2 separate regions of the Mus musculus genome follow, and region 1 is linked to region 2. A link is a loop called in an ENCODE intact Hi-C map of the cell type or tissue named here. Cell type or tissue: gastrocnemius. All regions are shown on one strand.

The links. Peaks named below come from ENCODE experiments on the same cell type or tissue, not always from the same donor. Only the 100,000 strongest peaks of a DNase experiment are listed, where the experiment ranks them.
Region 1: it touches region 2 in a loop (8-fold over the local background); 7 of 42 quality-filtered maps call a loop at or near these places.

Annotation. Positions count from the first base shown.
Region 1 is chr16:14,313,704-14,321,703 of GRCm38, reverse strand. Cep20 (centrosomal protein 20) reads left to right here and starts at 4,372. Exons shown (of 5, transcript NM_025345.2): 1 at 4,372-4,410; 2 at 7,691-7,888. The coding sequence starts at 4,383. In gastrocnemius, no CTCF peak of the experiment used is centred here; DNase peaks (open chromatin) are centred at 1,836 and 4,269; H3K4me3 peaks cover 2,137 bases; H3K27ac peaks cover 1,759 bases.
Region 2 is chr16:14,440,787-14,448,786 of GRCm38, reverse strand. It overlaps Abcc1 (ATP-binding cassette, sub-family C (CFTR/MRP), member 1), which reads right to left. Exons shown (of 31, transcript NM_008576.3): 16 at 5,313-5,439; 17 at 3,318-3,494; 18 at 1,142-1,309; 19 at 204-387. Among named protein-coding and RNA genes, the nearest start is that of Abcc1, 83 kb to the right of the region's middle. In gastrocnemius, a CTCF peak has its summit at 3,415 (motif pointing right); no DNase peak of the experiment used is centred here; H3K4me3 peaks cover 381 bases; H3K27ac peaks cover 3,113 bases.

The DNA.
Region 1 (8,000 bases), 130 kb after region 2:
TCACCAAGGGAAGTCAGGACTGGAACTCAAGTAGGTCAGGATGCAGGAGCTGATGCAGAGGCTATGGAGGGATGTTCCTTACTGGCTTGCTTCCTCTGGCTTGCTCTGCCTGCTCTCTTATAGAACCCAAGACTACCAGCCCAGGGATGGCACCACCCACAATGGGCCCCACTTTATCACTAATTGAGAAAATGCCTTACAGCTGGATCTCATGGAGGCATTTCCTCAACTGAAGCTCCTTTCTCTGTGATAACTCCAGCCTGTGTCAAGTTGACACATAGAACCAGCCAGTTCATACAGCCACCAAATCTGGAAACTATTGTGGATGCTGGGAAGTGTTTGCTGCTGGAAGCCTGATATGGCTGTATCCTGAGAGGCTCTACCAGAGCCTGACAAATACAGATGCCAACCATTGGACTGAGCGTGGGGGGTCCCCGGTAAAGGAGTTGAAGAAGGGTCTGAAGGAGCTGAGGGGGTTTGCAGCCCCATGGAGGAGCAACAGTCTTAACAGGCCAGGTCTCCTGGAGCTTCCAGGGACTGGACCACCAATCAAAGACTACAAATGGAGGGACCCATGGCATTGGCCACATATGTGGCAGAGGATGGCCTTGTTGGACATTTTGGAAGGAGAGGCTCTTGGGTCTGAGAGTGTTCGATGCCCCAGTGTAGGGGAATGCCAAGCAGGGAAGGACATGAGGAAGTGGGTGGGTGGGGGAGTACCCCATAGAGGCAGGGGGAGAGAGAATGGGATAGAGGGCTTTTGAAGGGGAGACCTGGGAAGGGGAAAACATTTGAAATGTAAATAAAGAAAATATCCAATTTAAAAATAAAAAACGTGAAACCCTCAGGAGTCTGGCTGATGCCTTTGAATTAACAAGGCATTTACTGATAGTCATCCCCCAGCCTCTGCACTATGCTATCTTTGCACAAGTTGCCTTGGCTTGTCTTCAGAGAAATTGCTATTTCCAAAAGCTGCTGCCCATATTTGTAAAATTCCACCTACAGGAGGATTTTTCCAGCTCTCTGCAGCCTCTCATAGCAACACCTCTCCTAGAAGGAAACTACTGAGTTTCTTGGTGAAATGGTGTTAAACTCCTTTGAGCCCAGCCCACTGCTTTGTTGGTCTGTTTTCCTCTACAGCTTGCATTTCAGCAAGAATTACCACAAGAATTTCTTAATCTCTAAATCACTTGGTAAACAAGGCTTTAAATAAATTTCTTGCTCTATCAAAATGGCTGGATGGTCAAAGAGGCACAAGGTATCTCTTTACCAGGAGGAACCATTTTGTTTGCTCTAACAGACTAATATAAATATCCACATTTAACAACAAATGAATAAAATCAAATACCTAAATAGAACAAAACTAAATTTCACTCTAAAACTTCCTCTTGACAACATTTAAATGTTGTTTCTATTCCTTGTGAATTCCATGGCCTCACTGTAGTGGGGAGAACTGGCCTTTAGGCTCATTAAAATCTGAATGTAATGTCACCTCTCCCTAGTGTTCTGATTGCTTTGCTGAGTCAGTGACTTTATATTCTATAAATGTTTTATCTATGGGGTGAAGTGCCTTGTGAGAATTCAGTCCCATCATTCTTCAAACATATACTCTCAAAGACACAGGTGAAATAGACAGGGTTTTCTGTCACTCGATGCAGCTGGCCTGGGCACCTGCTGTGGATGACAGAGTTAGCAGGCAGTCCTCAATGTCATGATGCTGGTGAGTTTAGCCTTTCTGTTGGTTGAGTTCAGCCTTTCTGTTGGTTCCAGGTACAATGCAAGCCACCCTCTGCTGTGACATGACTGATCCATGAGTCACCTGGCACACCTTGGGGCGTAGAGCCAGATGGGGATCAGAGGAAGATGACTTGTCACTAAATAGAGTGCCAGATTCCTTGGGAAGTTCCAGAGGGTGCTCATGTGTGCTATAGACTTGAGAGAGCACTCTTGCAATCAACACTGCAGGGAAGGAGAAAGGTTGACGTCTTCTTCTTCTTCTTCTTCTTCTTCTTCTTCTTCTTCTTCTTCTTCTTCTTCTTCTAATTTATTTATTTATTTATTTATTTATTTATTTATTTTCGAGACAGGGTTTCTCTATATAGCCCTGGCTGTCCCGGAACACTCACTTTGTAGACCAGGCTGGCCTCGAACTCAGAAATCCGCCTGCCTCTGCCTCCCGAGTGCTGGGATTAAAGGCGTCTGACACCACGCCCGGCTATTTATTTATATAATGTATATGAGTACACTGTAGCTGTACAGATGGTTGTGAGCCAGCATGTGGTTGCTGGGAATTGAACTCAGGACCTCTGCTCACTCTGGCCCAAAGATTTATTTATTATTATATGTAAGAACACTGTAGCTGTCTTCAGACACTCCAGAAGAGGGTGTCAGATCTCATTATGGATGGTTATGAGCCACAATGTGGTTGCTGGGATTTGAACTCTGGATCTTCAGAAGAGCAGTCAGTGCTCTTAACCACTGAGCCATCTCGCCAGCCTGAAAGGTGGTCTTCTAAGCAGCCTCACCACAGCCTCCCCTCTCCTTGGGAAGCTCCATGGTAAGGGAATCCTACATGACTGACCCAAGCTCCAACTGACCCCAAGAGGGACCAGGCACAGAGAAGTCTTGTCTCTAAAAAGTTGATATAACCTTGGCATTATGAGTGGGCCAGTGTCATGTATATCTACTTGGAAACTTTCTTTTAATTTGTGCCTTTCCCCATTCTCGGCCCTACTCACTCCCAAGATAGAGGCGGAGCCCACTCTGACCCCAGAAGGTTAGGGAAGAAGTGAGGTTAAGAAGGTTAAGGGAAAGTTTGAGATGACGGCTCTGTATCTATTTTTGGTGAGCATGGTGAGAATACTAAGTCACATAATGCTTTGCCTCTGGAATTCCTCATCAGTATATCAATAGTGCTGTTCACCTGTAGAATTGGTTAATCCTTCTAATTTCCTGAGCTACTGACCAAGTATTCAGGCACCATGGTTTTACAAAATAGGAAAGCCTAACTGAGTAAGACCATTCTAAGGCTACAGAACAGGTTTCGAAGGTTACTCAGGTCTTCAAATTTATGCAGCAAGAACTTTATTCACTGAGCCATTCCTCTAAATGGATTTCAAACTTTAAAACTGCTACCCACTTTAAGAAATATCTCAGAAGCCTGATATGGTGATGTACTCCTGTCATTGCAGCACTTGGGAGGCTAAAGAAAGGAGGGCTAATTCAAAGCCACCCTGTGCACTTCAGAAAAAAAACAAAACAAAGCTAATCTTAGGAAGAACATACATCTATCTCCCTGAGGCAAATTTAAAAACAAAACCAAGTTGTGGCAGTATAGGGGCGTTCATCACTTTGAGAATGAGGCAAAAAGAGTGTTTGTTGTTAGTTCAATGTCAGCCTGAGCTACAGAGTGAATGCCCAGATAGCGTGGACTACAAGATGAGACAAAAACAAACAAACACCCAATGATTTCTTTTAAAGTCTATATTTTCTATTTCTTACAGTTTACTTCCTCGAAAATATGCTCACTAGCATCCACTCATAGACTTCCACTATTGGGCTGTCCAGAATTTTAAGGGTCCAGTGTCTTAGACTCCCTGGAGAGTCAACTGCCATTATACTGCCTCACATTTTGAATGTATTATTCCCATGTTTGTTCTTCTTAATCTTTTATCAGCTGTTTCCACAAACAACTCGAGGATTCCAAATGTACTCGGTGTTAACGGTAGTGTAGAGAGCAAGCTTTGAAGAGATGCTGGCCTGGGTTTAGGTTATCACCTGCTCCACCATTTGCCAGTGATCTTCCTTTAGACACTCAACTTCCTCCTCTGTATAACGGGCATCATTGACCTGAGGCGTGTAAAGACTTCCTAGTGTTCACTTTCGAGTGGGTGCCGTGTAAGATGATTTTTAAGGTGGCACTTCTCAGACTAACAGCATCCATCCACAGCATTCTGGAAGTTGACAGAAAAACCAACTCTTGGTCCGTGCCTCAGAAAGACCCAAGGGTGGGTCAGAGCAGTCTGTTCTAACCAGTCTTCCAGGTAATTCTGACGCTGGGTTGTGTCTGGGACTCGGACTGAGCACAAAGCCTGCCAAGGTGCGGGGAGGGGAGGTGAACAATCAGCACCTTGACCTGTAGGACTTGGGCGGCGACAAAAGGCAAAGCAGTTGGGTACAGATTTGGCTCTGGCTCCAAGCTTTTCTGCAGTGTAGCCCGCCTCACACGGTCGCTGATTGGTGGAGTCTCATGTGGCGGCTCGCCAATCACCGGAGCGCAGGCACAGACGCGGTCTAGCAGAGCCATACTCCTATTGGTTGGAGGCCGCGCCGAGAGCCGTGCGTACGCACTGGAGAGGCGTGGCACCAGCAGCCGTTGAAAAATGGCGACTGTTACGGAACTGAAAGCTGGTGAGTGCATTGAGGGGATGCTCGGTTGCGGGAAGCGTCGAACCTTCCGTATATGATAGGGATGGGACAGAAGGAGAGCGCGCGGGACATCGGCTCATCTTTTTCCAGGGTCGTTCTAGGGTGGCAGGGCCCACCAGGGGCGGCCTTTGCGCATGCGCTATGTTAGGGCCAGCCTTTGAGCTGGAGGAAGGGACTGGTATCTGTTGTCCCCTCAGGACCTCTGGGTATCTCTTAGAACCCTACTGAGCAGACAGCGCCCAAAGGCCTGCGTTCCGAGCTGACCACGACAACACCACAGCCACGATTTGGTGACAGACACACTTCCCAATGATTTGCACGGCTAGCCCATCCGGACGACAACGTATGGCTAGGTCCTCCTTGTCCTTTGGCAGAAACCTGAGACAGAGTTGTCCATCCTGGCGGCTCTTCAGGATTTTTCGGAAGAGGTTTTCCAAAATGGTTGGTTGTGTGCAGGGTGCATGCAGGTTCCATCCCCAGGACTACAAAACAAGGAGTAGACATCAATAACGCGTGTATACTGTTAACTCTGAATAGTAATTAGAGTTAACGTTTGAGTTGTAATTGGAGTTAAGGTTCAGTATGTGATTCTATCAGACCCTTAACAACTCATCCAACTTGATTCTGTGTAGCAACGCTATGTCCATTTCATACATGAGAGTTGGAATATTTCATCCACGATAATTTAGATAGAAATCGACTCGTGTGGAAACCCCATAAGGTGCACTGGCTTAATCATGCCATTCTGCTTCCCGTAGAATAAACCTAGTTCTGAGTGTCAAGGAATTCAGAGACTAAGCCAACGGTAATGGAAATCTGGAGAGAACCAAATGGAATAGTTTGGAGACTAAGATGTAGTAACTATTGACTGCATATGTATTGGGGACACTGCTGGTGAGCATTCCAAAAGCAGACATACCTCAGTCCCCAGGAGGGACTTCACATGAGTCAATGAGCTGTTCTGGGGATGGGAGTATACATAGTACATGTATATTGTATAAACTTTTCATAGGATTTCAAGATAAAGTCTATGGAAAAGAAGTTGGGTTAAGACCAATTCCTGAAGGCATTTTTATAATAATAGCATTGTAAGCATAAGACTACAAGTAGCAAAATGATAAAAGAGCCCAGAGGTTATCCCTACAAATTGAGGGGGACCTCCTTATATATGTTCTTCTGCGTTCTCTGGTTCTTGGTATGCTTTGTGTCTGAGAGAAAAGTAATAAAAACTTGTTCCTAATCAGTGATCTTACATTTTCTGGGCTTTTACTGGTCTAAAACCTCTTCCATTTCACCTAGCTCTTTCTCTGAGAAGTAGAGTTCATTACCTCGGAGAAGGCAGCTGAGGCATGGTTTAGGAATCTGCCACCAAGTATGAAGGACATGCTGCGTTTCCCAAATCCAGCTCATTACTTTGCGTTTTCTGCAAAGTTTGAGGCTGTACTGTGTGTACTTCAGAGTAACTGGGACAGGATGCTTGCCAGTAGAAAAGACTCTTTCCCTTAATTTCCAAAGATGGAACTAGAGAACGGGGATTGTGTTATGATCTTAAGATAAAGCTGTCCTTTTATGGACCTGTTTCAGAGTATAATTGGTTGACACCTGTAGAAAGGTTGAAGGAGTGCTTTAGAAATAAAAGAGAAGAAAAGTGAAAAGTCTAAGAGTGGCTATCCTCGATCACGTGGCCAAGGACTGTTGTTAGTTACTAAAGATCAGAAACTCTGCTTATATGTACCTAAATGTTTCCGAACTGCTCTATGGGTTTTAATTATTGTGGCATATTAATGCCTTTGCCATCGGCAGAGCAAAGTGCACTATTAACCTACAGTTTTCATCAATAATGTAAGGTACTATATTATAAATATTTAGTGGGTTCTTAACTGTATTCTAGGCATTATGTTGATTTTCTAAAATTGCTGTTTAGTCACAAAAGACTATTTGAGAAAGGAAGGTTCCATATTACTGTTAAGGGATGATGACAGCTCAACCCTAGCCCATTTTCTATACTCAGTCTGTATACTTATTTCAACTTTTGATGTTTGTCACAGTGTACCTTTTCAAGACATAAGGTTACATTTGACATGCATACTCCTGACTCCATAAGTTAGCAGTGGTATAGTCCCTTATTCGAGTATCATTACATTTCTTTTTTTTTTAAGATTTATTTTTGTGTTTCTCTCTCTCTTTCTCTCCCTCTCTCTCTCCCTCCCTCCCTCTCCCTCTCAGCCGTTGTGTTGCACGCGCGCCCGCGCATGTGCGTGTGTGTGTGTGTGTGTGTGTGTGTGTGTGTGTGTGTGTGTGTGCGCATGTGTACAAGAGGAGGCCAGAAGAGGGCCCGGAGTTCCCCTGGAGTTACAGATGGTTGTGAGCTGCCCACGTAGGTACCAGGAAGCAAACTGAGGTCCTCTGCAAGAACAATACACATTCCTTACTAAGTCATCTCTTCCGCCCCTTATGTTACATTTCTAACCAGGCTGGGCATTTCAAAATCCTACTGTTGGGCTAGTAATGTAGCTTGCTTGTCATGCGTGAGGTCCTGGGTTCAATCCCCAGCGACACAGGCATTGGGAGTGGTAATGAACACCTATAATCCCATCACAGCCTACTTGTGAGATAGAAGAAGGAGAATCAGAAGTTCAGGGTCATGTTCAGCCTAAGAAGTTATCCTTGGGATACAGCCTAGGTATGAAGCCCAAGCTGATCTGACTTCCCATCCTCCCAAGTACTAGGATTATAGGAATCTGCCACCGTTCAGCTAGGTAGAGTCAGGTGGGTCTCTCTGAGTTTGAGGCCAGCTTGGTATGCATAGTAAGTTCCAGGACAGCCACAGCTACATAGACTCTGTCTCAAAAAAACAAAACAAAACAAAACAACCCAAAACTATGGATTTCAAAAGTTGGTCTGCATTAATAGTAATAATGACACATCCCTCTTTTGTGGAGGGCAGGTGGTTTTCTGTAATTACCCTGGATTAAAGTACTGTCTGAATCCGCGTGGGAGCTGTGGGTGTGAGCGAACTGTAATTGTGGTCAACCTTTTCTCCCACTCAGCTATAGTCCCTAACTAAAGCTACAGCACTGATAAGCTTGAATTTGCACAAATATTGATTTGATCATTACTGATGTCATTGTTCCGCTTGTCTCTTTGAATCAAGAGCTATATTTGTGTCATTCTCCTTTTAAACATTATTCTTTAGCACATACCTGAAATATCAACACTTACACTATAACAGAAGCATTTATATTTTATATTTATTTAACAGTTTTAAAGGACACCTTGGAAAAAAGGGGAGTGTTAGGACATTTAAAAGCAAGGATCCGTGCTGAAGTTTTCAATGCCCTGGATGATGATCGTGAACCCCGACCGTCTTTGTCTCATGAGAACCTTCTAATTAATGAATTAATTAGGGAGTATTTGGAATTCAATAAATATAAATACACAGCCTCTGTCCTCATAGCAGGTAAGTGGTTATTCAACACTGGAGAAAAGATCTCCTTTTTTTCCCTAATTCTTAGAAAGCATTTAGCCTGAATATGTAATTTCATGACTGTGTCAGGCAGGTGACTGAACAC
Region 2 (8,000 bases):
CCTGACCCTGTGAACCTGGGTGCCAAGTGCCGAGAACCCTCTCTACCTGACCTGCAAGGTTAAACTGACCTATTGGTCTCCAGAAGCCCAATGTGCTCCTACCCAATACCCTCATGAATTGCACCCCTAGAGCCCAGGTAAGACCCTCCCATAAGCAGCTATGATGATCAGAGCCAGCTCCTGTAGTTCCCTGCCATTCTTACTGTCATCCTCCGAGGCCAGGTCCTGCTCAGCGTTGGCATAGGTGCGCAGGAACTCAGCGAAGGCCCCATCCCGGTCTAGCAGCTCCTGATAAGAACCCATCTCTGAGATCTTGCCGCCACTCATGACAATGATGACATCCACTTGGGGCAGGTAGCTGATACCATGGGTGACCAGGATCCGTGTCTATGGGTAAAACATAGACCTGGCCCCATCAGCACCATGGAGGAGACACTGTCACAGCACCGTTGAGATTAGGAGTATCTCAGGGCATGGTTCAGGTCCAAAGGCTGTGGGCACACGCACACCCATTCATATATTCCCTCTCTCCCTCCTCCTCTCTCCCTCCCTTCCCCCCACCCCACCCCCCACACCCTCTCTCACTCTCTCCACAGGACCCACCCTGTATCAGGCAGGAGCAGCAGGGGACAAAGAGAGCAGAGGCCTGCCTGGTCTCCAGGGATAAAGACAAAATGAACCACAGGCATGGAAGTAGTATTGGGATAGGGGAAGACAGTGTAGAGAGAATGCTAATGCAGAGTTGAGAAGACTATTTGGGGAGGAACCTCTAAGAGGGAGACAGAAACTACCAAGAGTGTGGACGAGGGGATAGTAAGGCCACCACACTACCTGCATTAGAGCCCATTGTGTGTTTGCAGTACTGGGGACTAAATTCAAAGCCTCTGCACACTAGGCAGGCACCCTACCACAAGGCTGCATCCCAAGCCCTTGTCTTTTAAGGTAAGTTCTTGCTGTATAGGCCAGGCTAGCCTAACTCTTCCATCTCAGCCTCCTCAGTGCTGGGCTAACACACACACACACACACACACACACACACACACACACACACACAGAGGACGCATGAAAGCAAGCCCAAGGATCAAAGACTTGTCCAAGGCCACACTGTCAATCAACTGAAGTCCTGGCCCTGGGAGAATACCTTGTTCTTCAGTAGGCCCATGGGACCAACCACCTTCTCAAAGATGTGCTTCCCAACATGTGCATCCACAGCCGAGAGGGGGTCATCAAAGAGGTAGATGTCAGAGTTAGAGTACACAGCCCGGGCCAGGCTCACACGCTGCTTCTGGCCCCCTGACAGGTTCACACCCTAGGAAGACAGTGGGAAGAGTGGGTTTCTTGGGATCCCCAGGACCCCAGAACCATACAAAACAAGAATGGGGACAGAAGAGCTGCTGACTGGGGCACCTGGCCCCCAGCACATACTCAGGGGAGGGAAGTAGACAGTCAGGCCTGCTGGCACGTCTATCAGTCCAGCTGCTCAGAGCCTGAGGAGGCAGGAAGACGGCAAGTTCAAAGTGAGCCTGGGCAACATCTCAACTGAAAAGTAAAAGAAGGGCTGCGGGTGCAGCTCAGTTACAGAACATGAGCCCAGCCTGTCCCGGGGTCTGTAGTGCCACAGAAAGAGGAGGAAGCGGCAGCTAATGGTATCTTAAAACTCATCAGCCTATAGAAGAGTCTATAGAAGACACAGTGTGGATGACAAAGATAGTATTATTTGTATACCTATTATATTATTAGGCAGTAGCTGACACACCTACTGTTGCTGTTAAGTGTTCTGTGGTGAGCTTCACCATGAGCTACCATTCCTATTAAAGTCACAGAGTGAAGCTGGCGGCACCCAGGGCACTTCACTCACAGAGGAAGGGTTCAGCACTGAGCAGCAGCAACCAACTTCCAACAATGAGGGACCAACACTGTGGCCATGTACAGCTCAAATGCCCAGTGACACCTACTGAGTAAACTGACCCAATCTGTGCCAAGACTGATCCTAGTAGCCAGCTCCCATATATACATATACATATACATATAATATACATATACATATGATATACATATACATATGATATACATAGACACATATATAGGCAGAGCTAGGGATGGGGCTCGGGGCCTTTGCCCATACTAAACAAGTATTCTACCATTAAGCCACATTGCTATCCATTTTTAGTATGTTATTTTGAGATGGGATCTTGCTGGTTACCTATTCTCCTGCCTCAGCTTCCTGCATTCTGGGATGATAGGCCCAGTTAAAGAAGATCCCTTTAGTCCCTGCATATTGAACTGAAGTAGACAAAATCAGTCAACCCTTGACTCCCTTCAAACTCTGGCACTGAGACTAGAAGGGGACAGTCAGGTATCTCCAAGTGCGAGATCCCAGCATTAACAAAACGGGAAAGGCTGATAAGCAGGCTGCCAACCAACCCCCAGCCTGTTTCGAAGACCCTGGCAATCCTGCCTTGGATCCCACATAATACTTAGACCCTTCGGTTTGCTTGGCACCTCCAACCTATTTAAACAAGGGTCCTAGGCAACCCAAAGGATCTCCAGGTCCATGCCAAGTAAAGACACCATGCATCAAATAAGCAAGCTGGGGAGAAGATCCTTGGCTGGAGACTAGGAACAGACAAACTCAGCTCTCCCAAGAGGTCCCTGACACTGGAGGTGGCTGCACTTCCAGCACACACACAAGACAATCACTTGCCCCACAGCAAATGGGCTGGGAGTCTCGTCCCTCTTCCAAAGTGGCAGCAGAACAGGGGACAGGAGGGACTTAAGAATCTCTTTCCCTGGGACTCGGCATCAGGCAAGTCTGCTGGCCTCCCTGAGCCTCCCTTTCCTCAGCAGTGCATTAGGGATCAGAGCAAACCCCTCTCATGAGCTACCATGCAGATGACTTAGGTTAAAAATGTTAGTATGGCAGCAGAGAGAAGTGGGTACCAGCTAGTCTAGAGCCGTCCCCATCATCAGTCCCCATCATCACTCGTATGCACATCCCCTAGGTACACTGTGACCTTGTCTTGTCCTGCGGGTGGCACAGTATGTGGCAAAGCACAGCATACCTTTGGCTTTTATTCTCTTACTCTACATCACCACGTGAGAGGCTCCCACTTAGATGGCGACTGACACCTCAACTAAGACCACAGCACCAAGAGCCATATGGTGGATACCCTGGCCAGACTTACATAGCATGGCAAAAGGAGCTTAGCCACAGGCTAGAGACAGCAGGTCCCTGACAATCCACTCACAGGCGGTCCCAACAAAGTTTGTCACACAGCAGCAGCTGATGCTGCCAGCTGTACCCATGTCACACTCACCTTCTCACCGATCTCTGTGCGGTCCCCACTGGGCAGGATTTCCAAATCTGGAAGAAGGGCACAGGCTTCCATAACTGCCTTGTAGTAATTTTCCTGCAGGGGGTGCCCAAACAGTATGTTCTCTCGGAGAGAGTCATTCTGAATCCAGGCCTGCTGGGGCACGTAGGCCACGGAGCCCTGTGTGGCAGGCAGTGGAAAAGACAGACAGACTTGATAAAAAGACAACAGCAGACACCTGCCTGTGAAAAGAACCAACTTCCCAAAACACACACAGCCAGGATAAGAAGAAAGGAGGGCACTGATCCACTGGAACAACAGACAAGGAACAAAAGAATCCAACTCCTTTAAGGGACAGAAAGGCCAGCTTGACTGGTCAAGGACAACTCATGGGACAGCAGGACAGCAGGAAAGCAGGTGTCAGGGATTAGTTCACACATGGCTAGTGTCATGCCCACCTTTATCAAAAAAAAAAAAGGTGATAGAAAGTCACAAAGGATTCTAAACTACAGGAATAGAAATCAATGACCTAAATCTGTATCTAAAATCTCAGAAAAAAAAAAGACCAAATTGCTATTTAAACATTCCAGTTTCTATGAGCCTCAAGTGTCAGGACCCCTCAATTGTACAGCTCAAAAAATACTCAGCCATAGGCCATGTCTACCAAGACACTGGGGAAAACTAACACTTTCAATATACTTTCTGAAATCACCAGCTATAAATAGTTCTTGGACACAGGGCACCAGTGCCTGGGATGGCAGGAACCCAGGAACTATGAAACAGACTGCAGCATGGATCTAATGACAAACAATTTCCCTTTGTCAACCTTGGGCATGTTGGAAGAAACAAGCGAGCACATCCAGAAGCAGCAGCTATCTGCCTGGACCCAGATGCTGCTCACTTACTTCCAAAGAGCACTGAACCAGCAAGGGGAAGATCTGGATTGAAATCAAACAGTGACGTAAGACCACATCCCCACACTCGAGTTCTCAGGGGAAGGGGATGCAGATGACAGGCAGGTACAGGCAAACACATCTGGCACAAGCTGGCTCAAGCAAAATAGCTGGGGTTGTATTGTGTTTTTTTATCCCCAGCTGCTCCAGAGGCTGCTGGTGATACTCTGGATCTTATTTACATAGCAGGCAAAGGCCTCCAAGGGAATAAAGCACTTGTAGAAAAGTCCCAAGAGACTCATTTTCACAGCAGCCGTCAACTCACAGAAAGTTTAGCTCAGCTCAGAGCATGCTGGGCCTTGAATTGCTAAAGCCACACGCTTTCCCTCCAGGCCCGTATTAAGAATTCAAGTAACACTAAAGATTTAAAATGTGTTTCTTACACCAGGTTCTGAGATTATTCCAGCCACATCAATCAGTACTGAAGTTATGCCCTATTTACAAGATTCAAAAGAAAGAAGAAGCCAGAAGGTTCTATCCAGAGACCACAGGATGAAGTGAGAGCGGGGGTTGGGGGAGCCTTCCCTGACAGGATGCTGGGAGATCCTCCAGAGTCTTTACCCCTCCTTCCCTCTGTCCGACATTTTCAGGCAGATACATCATTGTATTTTGGTCATATTCACCATTGTGCCTCTCCCTTTCTTGGTTTCTTCCTCCCTCAAACAGCCCTTTCTGCTTTCAACACACGCACACGCACACGCACACGCACACACACACACACACCCTCGTGTATTATTCAGCCAGGAAAACAGGAAAATGGTTGGGGCTGGAGATCATGTGAAGTGAAATAAAACAAATTCAGAAGGAAGGCAAGAGCCATGAACAAGCACTCCTCGGCAGTACATCTAAGCATTCACGGCCTGTTGACTGAGCAGCTATCACATGTCACACTGGCCAAGGCACTGAGCAAAGAAAGAAGTGGCTGTCACTGAAACCTTGCTTTCCTAGATGAGCCGAGATGGCTGCTTCTTTTGACAGTTTGTAAGAGACACTGGGCTGAGCCTTCCTCCCAGACCATCTCTCCCCATCCTGGTCCCCATCCTACCTTGAGAGTCACATGTCCCTCCACCTTGTCCATCTCAGCCAGCAGGGCTGACAGCAGAGATGACTTCCCGCAGCCTACCTGGCCCACCACGGCCACAAGGGCTCCTTCAGGAATGGAGAAGGTGATGCTGCAAGGACACAATGAGGAGCCTGAAATAACACAATGTCCTATACCCTCCCTGCCAAGGGTGTGCTGGTCAACACCTGAAGACCTCCAAGAGTGTGGGGCAAGGAGGGCCATGGCCTCAGGGGCCCAATGTAAATGTATTACAAAGCCCAGGCAACACAGAGCCCAGGGGCTTGCTACATGTCACCCAAGAGAACTGATAGAGGGTATTCGCCTATCTGACACCACAACACTTTGTCCCCAGTGACAACTTGGCTGAGAAAATTCAGAAGACAGAAGACCAGGGTAACAGGCCAGGTCTGGAAAAAGATTCAAAACACTGAGGGGCTGCGCAGAGAGACCAGAGCTGAGTTCCAGAATGGCCTTATCAACTGTTGTCTTTATGTTTGTGTACATGTGTGTATACTTGGGGTGGCCAGAGGTCAACACTAATCCTCAGGGTCTGTCTGCCTTGTAGTTTTCTTGAGACAAGGTCTATACTAACCTAGAGTTTTTCAAATATACCAGGATGGTTAGGCAGTAAGTTCCACGGATCTGAAGCACATACTACTACATCCAGATCCTCTTCTTGCACAGCAATCACTCTATTGACTAAGCCATCTCCCCAGAACCTTCCACCCCCATCCCAGGTAAGGTCTCACAATAGCCCATGCTAGCTGCCAACTCACTATGTAAGCAAGATTGATCCACCACTCCCGCTCCTCCTGCCTCTGCATCCCAAATGCTGAGATTACAGGTGTACACCACCATGCTCAGCTTTGCAATGGCCTGCTAACGAACAGAAGTGCTGGTGCACACCTTCAATCTCACCACTTAGGAGACAGGTGACAGAGGCTGGTGGATCTGTGTAAGTTCGAGGCCAGCATGGTCTGCATGAGTTACAAGCTAGTCAACATGGAACAGTAAGGCTCTATCTCAAAAAAAATAAAGGAAGAAGAAGAAAAGAAGAAGAAGAAGAAAAGAAGAAGGAGGAGGAGGAGGAGGAGGAAAGAAGAAGAAAGAAGAAGAAGAAGAAGAAGAAGAAGAAGAAGAAGAAGAAGAAGAAGAAGGAGGAGGAGGAGGAGGAGGAGGAGGAGGAGGAGGAGGAGGAGGAGGAGGAGGAGGAAGGAAGAAGGAAGGAAGAAGGAAGGAGGAAGAAGGAGGAAGAAGGAGGAAGGAGAAAAAGAAGAAGAAAGAAGAAGAAAGAAGGAGGAAGAAGGAAGAAGAAGGAAGAAGAAGAAAGAAGAAGAAGAAGGAAGAAGAAGAAGAAGAAGAAAGAAGGAAGAAGAAGGAAGAAGAAGGAAGAAGAAGGAAGAAGAAGGAAGAAGAAGGAAGAAGAAGGAAGAAGAAGGAAGAAGAAGGAAGAAGAAGGAAGAAGAAGGAAGAAGAAGGAAGAAGAAGGAAGAAGAAGGAAGAAGAAGGAAGAAGAAGGAAGAAGAAGGAAGAAGAAGGAAGAAGAAGGAAGAAGAAGGAAGAAGAAGGAAGAAGAAGGAAGAAGAAGGAAGAAGAAGGAAGAAGAAGGAAGAAGAAGGAAGAAGAAGGAAGAAGAAGGAAGAAGAAGGAAGAAGAAGGAAGAAGAAGGAAGAAGAAGGAAGAAGAAGGAAGAAGAAGGAAGAAGAAGGAAGAAGAAGGAAGAAGAAGGAAGAAGAAGGAAGAAGAAGGAAGAAGAAGGAAGAAGAAGGAAGAAGAAGGAAGAAGAAGGAAGAAGAAGAAAGAAAGAAGAAAGAAAGAAGAAAGAAAGAAGAAAGAAAGAAGAAAGAAAGAAGAAAGAAAGAAGAAAGAAAGAAGAAAGAAAGAAGAAAGAAAGAAGGAAGAAAGAAGGAAGAAAGAAGGAAGAAAGAAGGAAGAAAGAAGGAAGAAAGAAGGAAGGAGAAGGAGAAGGAGAAGGAGAAGGAGAAGGAGAAGGAGAAGGAGAAGGAGAAGGAGAAGGAGAAGGAGAAGGAGAAGGAGAAGGAGAAGGAGAAGGAGAAGGAGAAGAAGAAGAAGAAGAAGAAGAAGAAGAAGAAGAAGAAGAAGAAGAAGAAGAAGAAGAAGAAGAAGAAGAAATAGAGCTGTAGGCTCTACAGCCACAGTGGCTTGTCATCAGTGGCTTGTAACACTGCTGCTTCTGCAGCTGACAGCTCAGAACACTGGTCTCCGTGCCCAGACCAGCCAGCCACATGGGCATCCCAGGCTCGCAAGCAAGGTCCCTTCCTTGGGTACTGGTTTCAAAGCTGGCTAACTATATGGATCAACTGTTTGATTCTTCTGTGTATGCACATAGGAGTGCAAGGTAGAGAGAAAACTCAGGTGTCATTTCTCAGGTACCATCCATCTTTTTTTTTTTTTTTAAGACAAGGTCTGTCACTGGCCTAGAACTCACCTAACAGGCTACTGAGCCCCAGGAATCTTCCTGTTTCTGTTTCCCCAATGCTGGGATTACACGGTGTCACCATGCCTAGCTTTTGTCACAGGGATTCTAAGGACCACATTCGGATCTTTAATTATTGAGTCCCCTCGCTAGCCCCTGAAACACTCATTGCTGTTGAGTCTTTTGTGCTGCATTTGTGAGGAGCAATGCCATGGGACCACCCTACGCAGAAC